Linked DNA regions of Homo sapiens: region 1 is linked to region 2. A link is a loop called in an ENCODE intact Hi-C map of the cell type or tissue named here. Cell type or tissue: heart right ventricle. All regions are shown on one strand. Links, peaks and the distances in the headings refer to the core of each region. The heading gives the core; the rest is flanking DNA. Region 1 overlaps SGMS1 (sphingomyelin synthase 1). Region 2 overlaps SGMS1 (sphingomyelin synthase 1).

Region 1 (6,885 bases), core at 1,909-5,908, 150 kb after region 2:
CAACAGAGATAGAATGGCTTTGCATGCTAAGTGACTGACACTGCGATAGGATTAATGTATTTAGCACAGACAACCCAAAGGGTAGAAAATCCACACAAAGGTAGTTAAGAAACACCTTATCTTTTCTGCATACTCTACTTTTCTCTTTAAATCATAGTTATACTTGCTGGGATTTTTTGTTTTATTTTCTTTTTTTTTTTCTTTGAGACAGAGTCTCAGGCTGAGTGCAGTGGCATAATCATGGCTCACTGCAGCCCATGGGCTGAAGCAATCCTCCCACCTCAGCCTCCCAAACAGCTAGGCCTTCTGGTGCATGCCACCATGCCCAGTTGATTTTTTTTTTAGTAGAGATGGGGTCTTGCTATGTGCTGGGTCTCGAAATCTTGGACTCAAGTGATCTTCCCACCTCAGCCTTCCAAAGTGCTGGGATTACAGGTATGAACTACCATAACTGGCCTTTAAATTTTTGTATTTGGAAATAATTTCAAGCTTACAGAAGAGTTGTAGAATAATAATAGTACAAAAGTATCCAGGTACTTTTTACCCAGATTCACTTATTATCAACATTTATTTAACCATTCACTCACTGTCCATTCATTCATTTGACTTTTTTTCTGAGCCTTAAGGAGATAAGTGCAATACAACACAGCATTTTACCTCTAAATACTTCAGAATTTATTTCCTAAGAATAAGAATATTCTCTTACATAACCACAATATAGCTATCAGCCTTAGTAAATTTAAAAGTTATATAATAGTTTAATCTACTGCCATATTCAGTTAACCTAATAATGTCCTTTATAGTATTTCTCTTTCCTCCAATTCAGATCCAGTCCAGGGTCAGATACTGCATTTAGCTGCCATTACTTTTCAGCTTCCTTTCACCTGAACCACACCAGCTTTCCTTTGTCTTTTATGATACTGACACTTTAGAAGAATATAGCCTCTCCCCCTTTTTATATTAATAGAACATCTCTATTTTGACTTTCATGACATTTCCTCAGGTGATTCCTGAGGATTCAGTTCAGAATAATCGTGTAGTTTTCTGCATTCTCAGAAAACTACAAAAGTGATATTTTCTTCTCTGGATATCACATCTAAAGGCACAAAAAGTCTATCTGCCCCAGCTTGGTTATGCTAATTTTGATCACCCAGCCAAGGTGTTGTCCAACTTTTCCAATGAAAAATTACTACTTTTTCCCTTGCAGCTAACAAGTAATCTGTGGGAAGACACTTTAAGACCATGTAAATATCTTGTCCCTCATCAAAATTTCCCCCTAGATTTAGTATCCATTAGTGATGTCTGCCTGATAAAAACTTTATACTGTGATGGCTGCAACATGCTGACTTTTCCAACTCCAGCAATCCCTCCATATTACCATTCATTACTCAGCATTATACATTGTTTACCAATATATCTATTTATGATCACCTGAGATACATGAAGTCCTATTTTTTCAGTGACTTATAATTTATCCTTGTACTTAAGTATTTTGGTGCTCCAGCTGTCTCAGACTTAGCCAGTGGGAAGCCCTTCAAGCTGGCTCCTTTATCCCTGTGACATACTCCATCTTTTAAAAATATTTTCTTACTTTTATTCCCTTACTTTCTGATATTAAAAAAAAAATGTTATGGGCTCATCTTGTATCTACCCTGTCTCTAACCTGGATCCTGTCAATTCTCCAAAAAGCACTGGTTCCTTTCCAAGGAGAATGCTGTTAGAGACCAAAATCTGGTATTACCCACTTTTATAGTCATTGTTCATACCTATTGATTATTATTTTGAATATGAGTCACAATCCCCTGTTACTTTGCATGCTTCTTTCCATTATAAGGTAAACAATTGGAGGGTGTTCAGTTTGGCTCTGGTGGCAGCTAAATTACTGGTGGGTCCTCTTGATCCTGCCAAGCTTCATTTTACACTTGGTTAAGATGAGTCTATTTCACTTATGTCCTTAGTCCAAGCTTATGGCCCTTACTGTAAGGTATGGATGGTCTTTATTCCTAGGATGTGATGTCTCAACAGAATGGCTATGTGATGTCTCGGTAGAATGGCTAAGGTATTCAGCAAGGTCTCTTCACCTTGGCTAGGCCAGAAACCCAATCTTTCTCAGTAATACATGACCTCTGGTACCGCCATTCTGTTCTTAGCCTAGTAGCAGCTGCTCTCTGCAGGGCCTCACCCCTCAAGTAGCTCCCTCCTCTCCAGTACCCTGCCATACAAATCTCAGCCACTTCAGCAGCCTTAAACTCCAGTCTCTGCTTTCTCAATGCTATGAGACCACCATGCTCTGCTAGGGTTCACCTCCCTATATCACAGCGGGGAAAGTGTTCAAGCAGGAAACCAGGGCAAATGTGAGTCCCCCTCTTGTGATTCTCTTCTCTCAAGGATCACAGTTCCGGATGCCTGCTGTTCACTGCCTGAAAACCACAGCCTCATAGATAGTAGTCCTTTTTTCTAGTTGTTTACCTTAGGAGGCAAGACCAGCACCCATTACTTCTCTCTTTTTCTCTTTATGCCTTTAATAGTAAATGATGATTGAGGAAGACAGGTCTGCTCTACTGGGAAGGGTTAAGACTCAAATACTTTCAATGTATAATAAATGCTCTTTACTTAAAGATTTCAAAGAAACTCACTTTCTAACAATCTGTTTCTTACAAATGTATGTGCTTACCTTAAGCACAACACTGTAGCAAGAAAAATGTTCTCTATTAGTGGGGCAATTGCAAACAAATGACAAGGAAATGTCCCTGTTTCTTCCAAAAAGCTCACTTCAGATAGCCAGCTGGCTATCACCCTAACATGCATTTACATTTATTTCCATAACTCTTCCTCCTACTGGCATAACAAAACAGTAGAGCCTACCCTAAGTAATGAAAGTTAGTTGCTCTTCTTAATTTCTCTTGTTTATGTGCATATTCTTAGGGATGGAGAAAAGAATCCTTTTCATATAAATCATTTTCTGGTGTATTTCCATGTCTACTTATAACCACTGTTGAGAAAATAATTAGAAAATAAACAGTCAAAAATAAAACTTGCAACCCCAGATACAAAGCTAATCAATATTAGCAAAGAAGAATAATATTTTATCAAATACTGTGAGAAAAGATGATTTTGTAATCACAGGAAAATGGAGAACAAGTCTTTCCCTGCACAAGCCAGTAGATTTGTGCTCAAGGCACACGTGTGCACATGCGCACACACACACGCAGCATTCCAAACACAGTTTGCAGACTGAAATGTGGGACACCCTCTTGCTACTTCTTGGGCAGAATTTCTTCATATTAGAAATCCACATTTCAGCTCATCTAATTCATTTTCTCAAAAGGAATCAATGCATGACAAGTTATACCTTTCTTTGGTTCTACTTCAGGTCCCCTAGATCTTAAAAGTGAGCATCTGATGTAAACAAAATGCTTTATTGTCCTTTTGTACCCCTCACTGTCCAGGCATTCCTAATATTCTTGGGGCTCTTAGAACAGTCTTTTCACAGATCACAATGTCTCCTGTAGATCTTGTTGAATTCTGTTTCCTCAAGTCTGCATGTGTCCAGCACCCTAATGAGGTACAAATTCTTCTGTGCAACCCATTTCCCAGAAATGCAGTCTGAGCCTCTGGGCTTGATAAAACAAGACCTCCATGAACTGCTCCCAGTCCCCCTTACCATTTCGTCTCCTAACACTTTATGCTCCATCACTAGTGAAAAACTTGTAGCTATTCCCCTTCATGAAATACCCTTTTCCTCCTTTCTTCTCTTGACTGTGAAAATTTTTTCATGCTAACCATTCAAAGCTGGGTTAGTGCCCCAGCCCTATGCTCACCTTTATAATAAATAAACTTCACTGAGTGCTTTTGATATGCTAAGCATGGATGGGCACTTAACATGTATGATCTTATTTAGTGCTACTACTAAGTCTGTAAAGTAGGTGATATTTATTATTATCAGCCCATTTACAGATGAGCAAACATGAAGAAAGACTACACAGCGTCCCAATGTCACGCAGCTGGGGAGTGCTGGAGCCACAGAGCTCATAGGCTTTTCATTACAAACAGCATGAAACATAGTTAGTTGAAAAATTAACAGCATAATAGGTACTTCCAGGCAAAAGGCCCAGAATGTCAATGGTGACCCTATGACAACACTGAAAGGGTAAAAATAAGATGAGAGTAACTCATCAGAATCCTTCAGAAGAGGGTGCAAAAAGAGACCTATAAACTAACATCAACGATATGCCCATAATAAAGACCAAAATATTTTACCAAGACAGGGTGATCAGCAATTTCTAAGAATCAAGTAATATACACATGGCTCAAGCAAAATAATGTTTAAAAGAAGCGGTGGAAATAGGAAAGAATTTTCTTACTAGGGATTAGAGAAAAAGCATTAAATCAAAGATTAAGAAGAGCTCTCAGAGGAAAGAATCTGGAATATTTGAATAATTAAATCAATTCCATCCTCAAGAAGTTCTTATACTGGGTAACAAATAGCATCCTCTATTGGAGTTACATGTTGGCTCCTACACAAATTGAATGAGTGAAGATTAGTGAATAGGAAAAATTCTGTTGTACCCCATCTAAGCCCTGTGTGCCGCAGATCCAATATGCCCGTTTCTGGCTCTAGATTGTGAAGGTGGGTGTAAAGGAGGCATGAACAGGAATGCTGATGATGTGCTCCTTCCAAATGCCACCCAGACAGCCTCATGAAGAGCAAGGCAGAGAGGATCAATATTTCAGTACAGGCATCACTCAAGCAGGTTACCCTTCTTCACTGGTAGAGACCAAGATGCTTGGTCTCTTGGACCTTGACTGGAAGATGTTAACCTCACTTCAAAATAAAAATCAAGCAAAGTCAAAGTTATCAATGCTGGGCTCTACACTTCTTGGGAAAATTGAAAAACAGAAAAGAATCAAAAGTAGAAAAGTAAAAATCACTGAAACATAATTTGAGGTACGAAATTCCCAGAGAAAGTTTTGTCTAGGGAAAACAAGGGAGACTCTACCACTTACCATCATTTTAAGCACTACTCTGCTATGAGCAATGGATAGCATTTTTCCATTTCCACCAAAGACAGAGCAGTGAAAACAACTTTAGCCTAAAGCATAAGAATTTCAGCTTTAAGACAATGACTTTCTCCAAAGCAAGACATTTTAACTAAGGAGTCTATAGTTTGTACACCCATGACAAAGGTTGCTATGTTAATTATTAAAACGTAGAACTCTCAAATTGGTATTCCTGTAGAATATGTGATTTTTGCCTCAGAAGTTGCGATAATAATCAATAATACAACCATTTATTGAGTGCTTCGCTACAGGCCAAAAGTCACTCAGGGAGGCCTGAGGGGAAGCCCAGCTCTGCTAGTGCTGTGGGATTCACGTGTGTATTAGTCTGTTCTCAAAGTGCTAAGAAAACTACCTGAGACTAGGTAATTTATGAAGAAAAGAGGTTTAACTGACTCACAGTTCCACAAGCTTAACAGGAAGCATGACTGGAAGGCCTCAGGAAACTTACAATCACGGCAGAAGGCGAAAGGGAAGCAAGCACCTTCTTCTAATGGCAGCAGGAGGGGGTGGTCGGTGGGGGAAGTGCCACACTTTTCAAACCATCAGATGTCATGAGAACTCACTATCATGAGAACAGCATGGGGGATATCTGCCCCCATGATCCAATCATCTCCCACCAGGTCCCTCCCCTGACACATGGGGATTACAAATCAACACGAGATTTGGGTGTGGACACAGAGCTAAACCATACAGACACACAATCTCCCTGTTTCAATGCACAACCTCTTGACTACAGGGATAAGACCAATGCAAATTAAACTTACACTTACAAAATAGGATAATAACTGCTTTATGAGGTTTGAGAAAGGATTCAGTTTAGTTAATCTTATTTACCCTGTGCCTATCATGTAGCAAGCACTTCATAAATGTTAGCTATTATTACTGCCAAATAATTTTAACTTTACTTGGGTCAACTTCTTCCTGTTATTCAATCCCTGATTCTGTTAAAGGCAAGAGAGGGTGTTTAGGTCAATGAGAGTAATATAACTTCAAGATGAAAAAGAACTGGCTGGCCGGGCACGGTGGCTCACGCCTGTAATCATAGCACTCTGGGAGGCCATGGCAGGTGGATCACGAGGTCAAGAGATCGAGACCATCCTGGCCAACATGGTGAAACCCTGTCTCTACTAAAAATACAAAAATTAGCTGGGCATGGTGGCATGTGCCTGTAGTCCCAGCTACTTGGGAGGCTGAGGCAGGAGAATCGCTTGAACCTGTGAGGTGGAGGTTGCAGTGAGCCGAGATATCGCCACTGCACTCCAGCTGGGTGACAGAGTGAGACTCTGTCTCAAAAAAAAAAAAAAAAAAAAAAAAAAGAAAGAAAGAAAAGAAAAAGAACTGGCCATGTATTCAACCATGCAGCTCATCCACAGCCATCCACTCCGTAAGTAGACATTGACGGTGTGCCCATCAAGCATGGAGCAGTGGGGTAGGCCTCTGTGGGGAAAGTCAAAATGAAAATGGTGCAGCCCATAGCATTGCTCAAAGGACATCATCACCTTATTGTTAATCACCAACACTTGTGGAATATTCCCCATATGCCAGGCAGTGCTGCAAGCAACATGTGTGTATGTGTTCATGCACACACTTGTAAACATATATATTTACTCTTTTAAACCTCAAGACAACCCTTTAAAGTATTACTTATTATCCCTAATTTACAGATGAGAAACTGAGGCACAGAGAGAAAATATAACTTGCTCTCGGTTGCACAGCCTGTAATTGGCAGAGCTGAGATTCAGCTCCTGGCTATCTAGTTTCAGAGTCTTAGGCACCTAGCCACTTGATACGCTGCCTCTCCCTAGACGTGTCCGCTAAGAACTA
Region 2 (6,885 bases), core at 1,770-5,769:
GCTTTATAGTTAACTTTTTAAAATACATAAGTAGAAGGAGCACATTCTAAAATAATGATAAAAGGTACACCATAGCAAATACATAAACCATTAACAGAGCCAAATACTATCATTATCAAGTGTTATGTAAGGTACATAATTATATATGCTATGCTTTTATACGGATGGCAGTGCAGTAGGTTTGTTTAGACCAGCATCATCACAAATGTGAGTAATGTGTTGCACTAGGATGTTAGGACAGCTATTACACCAGTAGGCTATATAGGTTTTTTCATCTGTGTTATAATCATTTGGGACCACCATTGTACAGATAATTTGTCATTGACCAAAATGTCGTTATGCCACGCATGACTCTCCTTTCCATTGTAACCACCATGGTTCAGGTGGCATTACATTTCATCAGAATTACTGCCAAAGCTTCCTCAATACTGCTCCCGTACACACCCTATCCCATCCAAACCCAAACTGCACAAGGCAGCAAGAGAACTTTTAAAACTGTGTAATTCTCATCTTTGAATTATTGCAGTAACTTCCCACTGTTCTTAAAATAAAACCCACACTTCATTATTTCATATTGTACAAGACCATTCCTGCCTTTGTATGGTGGAGTTCTACAACTGCACACTATACTTCAATTACTTTGGACTACTTGTAGTTCCTACCTCACAGACTTTGAACATGCTATTGTCTCCACCTAGAACACCTCCACCCTATGTTTCACATGATGGGCTTCCAGTCAATATTCAGGCCTCCACTCCCATGTCGTCTCTTCAAATAAGCCTTCTCTGAGCATCCTCTCTGACTTAGTACATTCTGTGCTGCTGTAACAGAATTGAAGGCTAGGAAGTTCAATCTCAAGGGACTGGCATCTAGTGAGGGCCCTCTTGCTACGTCATCCCATGGTGGAAGGCAAAAGGGCAAAGAGGGGGTGAGCTCATCCTTTTATATAAGGGAACCATTCCTGTGATAATGGCATTAATCCATTCATGAAGGAAGAGCCCTCCTGTTTGAACCACTTCTTAAAGGTCACACCTCAGAACACATTGCATTCAGGATTAAGTTTCCAACACGTGAACTCTGGGGAACACATTCAAACCACCGCACTCTTATCTATATAATCTTACTTGCTGAATGTCTTTCTGCCTTACCAGAATCAAAGCTCCATAAGGGAAGGTCCCTTGGTTGTATTTTTCATTATTGTATTCCCAGGAGCTAGCACGGTGCCCGGCACATGCTAGGCAGTCAATATAAATACGTTTCATGAACAACAAAAAGCGAATACTAGAGAAAGAAGGTGGCCAACTACGTTTGATCATAACATACTTATTAAATCTAGATTCTTCACAGTATGAGACCTATTATATTAACTTCCTTAAAACTTACTTTTCCCCAAATATAAAAAAGAACAAACCTATAAACTGGAGATTTCATCAAAGAAAATTAATTTTTAAAAATAAGTAATCTCTTAAAAAACACAGCTAATAGGCCGGGCACACGGTGGCTCACGCCTGTAATCCCAGCACTTTGGGAGGCCGGGGAGGGTGGATCACGAGGTCAGGAGATCAAGACCATCCTGGCTAACATGGTGAAACGCCATCTCTACGAAAAATATAAAAAATTAGCCGGGTATGGTGGCAGACGCCTGTAGTCCCAGCTACTCGGAGGCTGAGGCAGGAGAAAGGCGTGAACCCAGGAGGTGGAGCTTGCAGTGAGCCCAGATCATGCCACTGCACTCCAGCCCGGGTGACAGAGCAAGACTCTGTCTCAAAAAAAAACAAAAAACACACACAGCTAAGATTTTTACATGGGAAAGTATATACCTCCTTTAATCATACCATTTCTTTTTGAGATTTGCTCAAGGAGGAGAAAAAATCAGTGAGCCCTACTGGCCTTGGTAAAAAATTTCTTAAATATATAAAGGGAATCAGTCAACCTTAAGAGAAGGTCCAGAGAGGTTCCTAATTTTTTTATTCTTTGCTATAAGAAAAGGAAACTTAAATCCAAAGTCAATGCTATAATATAAAAAAAATATTCAAAACATTATTTCACATTTGTACAATGATAAAATAGTTGACTTTTTTCTTCAGATTGTATATATAGCCATCTTCCACATAAAATTTAGCCTTCATTCTTTTCAAAGCTATCAAAATCCTCCTCAGCAGTATATTTAATCAGATTTCTAAGGGTATCATCATAGGAAATACAACCTAAACACAGGCCCTTATAGATGTTTCCCAAAAGCTTTTGAAAGTATGATAATTTCCACATCCTTTACAGATGAGTTGTTCATTAATTTGTATGAGCAACTGAGACACTGGTAGGAATAATAAGATAATACAGGCACATCTGAGCAACACAGTATCAGGATGGCATGTCCTTAATTATTCCTTCCCAAACAGGTCCTACGCACTAAAATAGAACTGCAGGCATCACTGTCCTAAGTTGTCTTAACGCCCTGATCATGGAATGTTCAATTTTTCAAAATTCTGGATGCATTAATACCCAAACCATTTGATGAAAAGTCAGTTTCATATATGATGAGAGCATTATGTGATCATAACCTGAGACAGTGGCATGGCTCATTAAAAGCTTTTCAAGATTTTGTCAAATGATCTAAAGATGTAAACTGTAAGATCAAACAATTTAACTTTCAAATGTCACAGGTTACTTCAGTATAAAAGACAAATAAGGAACAAGGAAAAATACGGATTTAATTTGTAAAAGAACAAAACGTCAGTCATAAAGATAAAAACTGGAAAAATGACTAAGAGCGGCAATTATGTATTAATACCACATTGGGAGAAAAAGATTCTGTCAGTACAAGAGGTAAAAATCTAGCACCTAGAAATACCCAACAATGGCTTCTAAAATTATTTCTGGAAACTACTTTCTTACCATAAAATAACCATTAGCAGTCCCATAGGTATCTATTCCACATCTTGACCATGTGCTACTCCTATGGTAGAGGAGTCAAACTATCCACATAATATTAAGAAGCTAAGTACACATTATATAGACATCCTGTTCATTATAAGAATTTGATCAGCATTCAGAGAACAGATTATGAAAGCACTCTGGCAAAGGCATAGCCACATCAATTGCACTGAAGACACAGCTGAAATTTATCTTCTATTTATAAACCTAATGAGCTTTTCTCTTTGGCACAAAGCAGGCCAGCACTAAGCAGCTAATGACTGATTATATTAATATATATTTACAAAAGCCAAATCACTGAATCAAAATAAAATCAAACATTTACTAAGCACCTACTATGCACAAAGCATTGTCCTGGGCATTCAGTGAACCACAAAGAAACATACACCATGGTTGCTGCCTAACTAGGTTAAAACGTCCAAAACCAAATTCCTGCTCTTCTCCTCCAAGCCAACTCCTCCTGCATGCCTTCTTCAGCTTAGTAAATTGCAATTCCATTCTGTCATTTGCTCTGGCAAAGACTCCCAGCTGGTGAGTACATATGAGAGTGCACTCTCTCCAATCTGTGCTCCCCCCACCCCCACCCCCATTATCTAATCTATTAGAGCAATCCTATCAGCTTTATCTTCCAAATATATCCAGAAACCAATCACCTCTAACACTGTGTGGTCTGTTTCTACCCTTGCCTCTTTAAAATCACTTCTATGCTCAAAACCCTTTGTGCTGGATCTCACTCCAAGTAAAAAAACCAAACCTCTTTCTTACTAGGCTCCATAAGGTCCCAAGTGATCTGGTTCCTGCTACCTTCCTGACCTCATCCTCTTCCCTCCTCTTAAGAATCCTCACTCATCCAGCCTCTCCCCACTTGCCCATTCTCACTTCAACCACTCTGGCCACTGTTTCTCTAATATGCCTACTATGCTCTACCTGAGTCTTTGCACTTGAGGGCCCTTCTTCTGGAATATTCTTCCCCAGATATCCTCATAGCTCACTCCTTTGCCTACTTCAAGCCTCTGTTCAAATATCCTTAATATCAACTGAATGTCCCTTGACCACAACCTTTCATACTCTGTATTTTACTTGTTTAATGCCTTCGCAGCCCGAGGCAGGTGAAAAGTAAGATAATCTAGGATTGAGGATGGGGATAACAGAATTTGCAGAACTCAGGACAGAGGGAACAAGAAATTCTAGGGCTGTGGTCAAGACTATTAAAAAAACTGTGACCACAGGTTAGGTTAGGGAGCCTGGGCAACCAAGCAGAAAGAAGTAAGGAAGTGGGATTAGGTAATTTCCTGGAGCTTGAAAGGAGAACAGGTTTGGTGGCTGTCTTGAGGGACTGGTGATGACTACAACATAAGAGGTGGGAAGGCAGACAAGGTAGAGATTTCTGGGCTAGAACAACCTAAGAGACAAAAAGATTTAAGGGTGTGACTGGTGCTTGTTAGTCTAGTCACAGAACATTGAGCACATGGATTTGTAAAATGGGTCATGGTTGAGAACACAGAAGGCATCAAACTTGATGTAGAGAGGAGGAATTTTTAAGAGTCAGGCATTACCTTGTAGCAGGCATGGCTCATGATAGCTATCAACTGGAGTGGATTCAAATAAAGACAGGGGGTGAGAGCACTGTAATTTATTAGTTGGCCAAGGCACAAATCTTGAGAAGGAGGGTTTGGCCACCATGGGAGAAATGATCAGGGGACAAGCTGTTTTGCAGAGTGGGACACATTTCTTTCAAGACAGAATGGAAGAGAGAGGAGTCAGGTGGTATCAGATTGAGAAGGGCTTGTCCTTGTAGCTTCACAGCCTGGCTGAAGTTCCACACAGACGTGAAAGATCGGAAGTAGTATAGATGGCAGAAGGCAAACACTAGTGTGCCCAGATTAAATTATTTGATCACATGTGGAAGTGTACAGACCTCAAAACAGCAAAGCATACAAGATGTATGTAAAGACTTAGAATGATATGAAAATAAAAATAACCCTTTTTTCCCTAACTAGTTTTCCTCACATTTTTTTAAGAGATGGGGTCTCACTATGATGTCCAGGCTAGACTCAAACTCCTGGATTCAAGCAATTCTCCTGCCTCAGCCTCCGGAGTAGCTAAGACTACAAGTGAGTACTACTGCAGCCGGCATTTGTTTATTTTTACTTTTTTACTCTTATAAGTCAAAGGTTTGGTCTCATGCTTTTATTTCTTCTAATTAAAAGGTAGATTTGCTGGGCAAAATCCAAGAAATGCAAAACAAATTTGTTTTTAAGAGGTGAAAGCACTTTCACATGGCAGTTAACAATGTACCACAAGCCATGTCTTCAGAGGGGGGTATGTTCGCTGTGGTGTGGGGATAGAGGATATACACTAAAATGCACAAAAGACCACAAACAGAAATACAGGATTTTTGTTTTGAAGTGAATTACCTGTCACCAGTCCCTAAAGATGTGCCTTACTCTTGCTGGTTTCACCTTAACAGACATCTTCTTACAATTAGGAACCAGAGAGTCCCTCGACCTCCCGGCTGAGTTAGATAGGGCAACTGATTCTTTAAAGAGATTCCCCCAGATTCTATCAATGAGCATTTTTTTTAAATTATACTTTAAGTTCTAGGGTACATGTGCACAACGTGCAGATTTGTTACATATGTATACACGTGCCATGTTGGTGTGCTGCACCCATTAACTCATCATTTACATTAGGTATTTCTCCTAATGCTATCCCTCCCTGCTCCCCCAACCCCACGATAGGCCCCAGTGTGTGATGTTCCCCTTCCTGTGTTCAAGTGTTCTCATTGTTCAATTCCCACCTATGAGTGAGAACATGCGGTGTTTGGTTTTTTGGCCTTGCGATAGTTTGCTGAGAATGATGGTTTCCAGCTTCATCCATGTCCCTACAAAGGACATGAACTCATCTTTTCTTGTGGCTGCATAGTATTCCATGGTGTATATGTGCCACATTTTCTTAATCCAGTCTATCACTGATGGACATTTGGGTTGGTTCCAAGTCTTTGCTATTGTGAATAATGTCAATGGGCATTTTTTAAGATGGGCAGCTCTACAGAAACAATTTCCATGAAAAAAGGTTACTCATATCCAGAGTGAGCACAACATTAGACTAAGAAAGGCAGTAAGGAATTATCAGTTTAAGAACTTCTTGCAACAGTCTCCCTGGAAATGTTCTGATACATTCTACTTGCTGATTGTCTTAGCCTGTTTTCTGTTGCTAGAACAGAATATCTGAGACTAGGTAGTTAACAAAGAAAAAAAGTTTATTTTGGTTCATGATTCTGGAAACTGGGAAGTCCAAGCTCAGGCAGCTACATCTGGTTGGTTTCCGGTGAGGGCCTCATGCTGCATCAAAACATGTCAGAAGGCATCTCAGGGTGAGATGACTCACAAGAGAGAGCCAAACTGGCTTTTATAACGGATCCACTTTCATGATAACTAACCCACTCCCATGATAACCCATTCACCCATTAATCTATTAATTAATGAATGGGTTACTCCATTCATAAGGGCAGAGTCCTCATAACTCAATCACTTCTTAGAGGGCCCATCTCTCAATACTGTTACACTGGGAATTATCTTTCAACAAGAATTTTGGAGGGGACAAACATTCAAACTATAGCACTGATGGAAGATGTTTTCATCATGTCTTCTAATCTTTAGATGTATGCCTTTTATTACAGTAGTCACTTCTTTTCTGGTACGCCATACTTCTCAGCTAATGAGATTTTGGACTCTATCTTGAACTGCAATGGGTTGAGATTTGGGGGACCTCAGAATGATACATTAGTTTCCTGCGGCTGCTGTAACAAATAACCACAAACTGGGGGGCTTTAAACAGAAATGCATTATCAGTCTGGAGGCCAGAAGTCTGAAATCAAAGTATTAGCAGGGACATACTCCCTCTGGAGGCCCTGGGAAAGAATTTGTTCCTTGCTTCTCAATCATCTGG

What was found. Hi-C counts contacts between places; a loop is a spot of excess contacts. Peaks named below come from ENCODE experiments on the same cell type or tissue, not always from the same donor. Only the 100,000 strongest peaks of a DNase experiment are listed, where the experiment ranks them.
Region 1: it touches region 2 in a loop (2.3-fold over the local background); 1 of 110 quality-filtered maps calls a loop at or near these places.

What each region holds. Positions count from the first base shown.
Region 1 is chr10:50,520,713-50,527,597 of GRCh38, forward strand. The region is part of intron 2 of SGMS1 (sphingomyelin synthase 1); the gene reads right to left. Among named protein-coding and RNA genes, the nearest start is that of SGMS1, 100 kb to the right of the region's middle. In heart right ventricle, for the core only: no CTCF peak of the experiment used is centred there; no DNase peak of the experiment used is centred there.
Region 2 is chr10:50,370,927-50,377,811 of GRCh38, forward strand. The region is part of intron 6 of SGMS1 (sphingomyelin synthase 1); the gene reads right to left. Among named protein-coding and RNA genes, the nearest start is that of ASAH2, 120 kb to the left of the region's middle. In heart right ventricle, for the core only: no CTCF peak of the experiment used is centred there; no DNase peak of the experiment used is centred there; H3K27ac peaks cover 2,802 bases.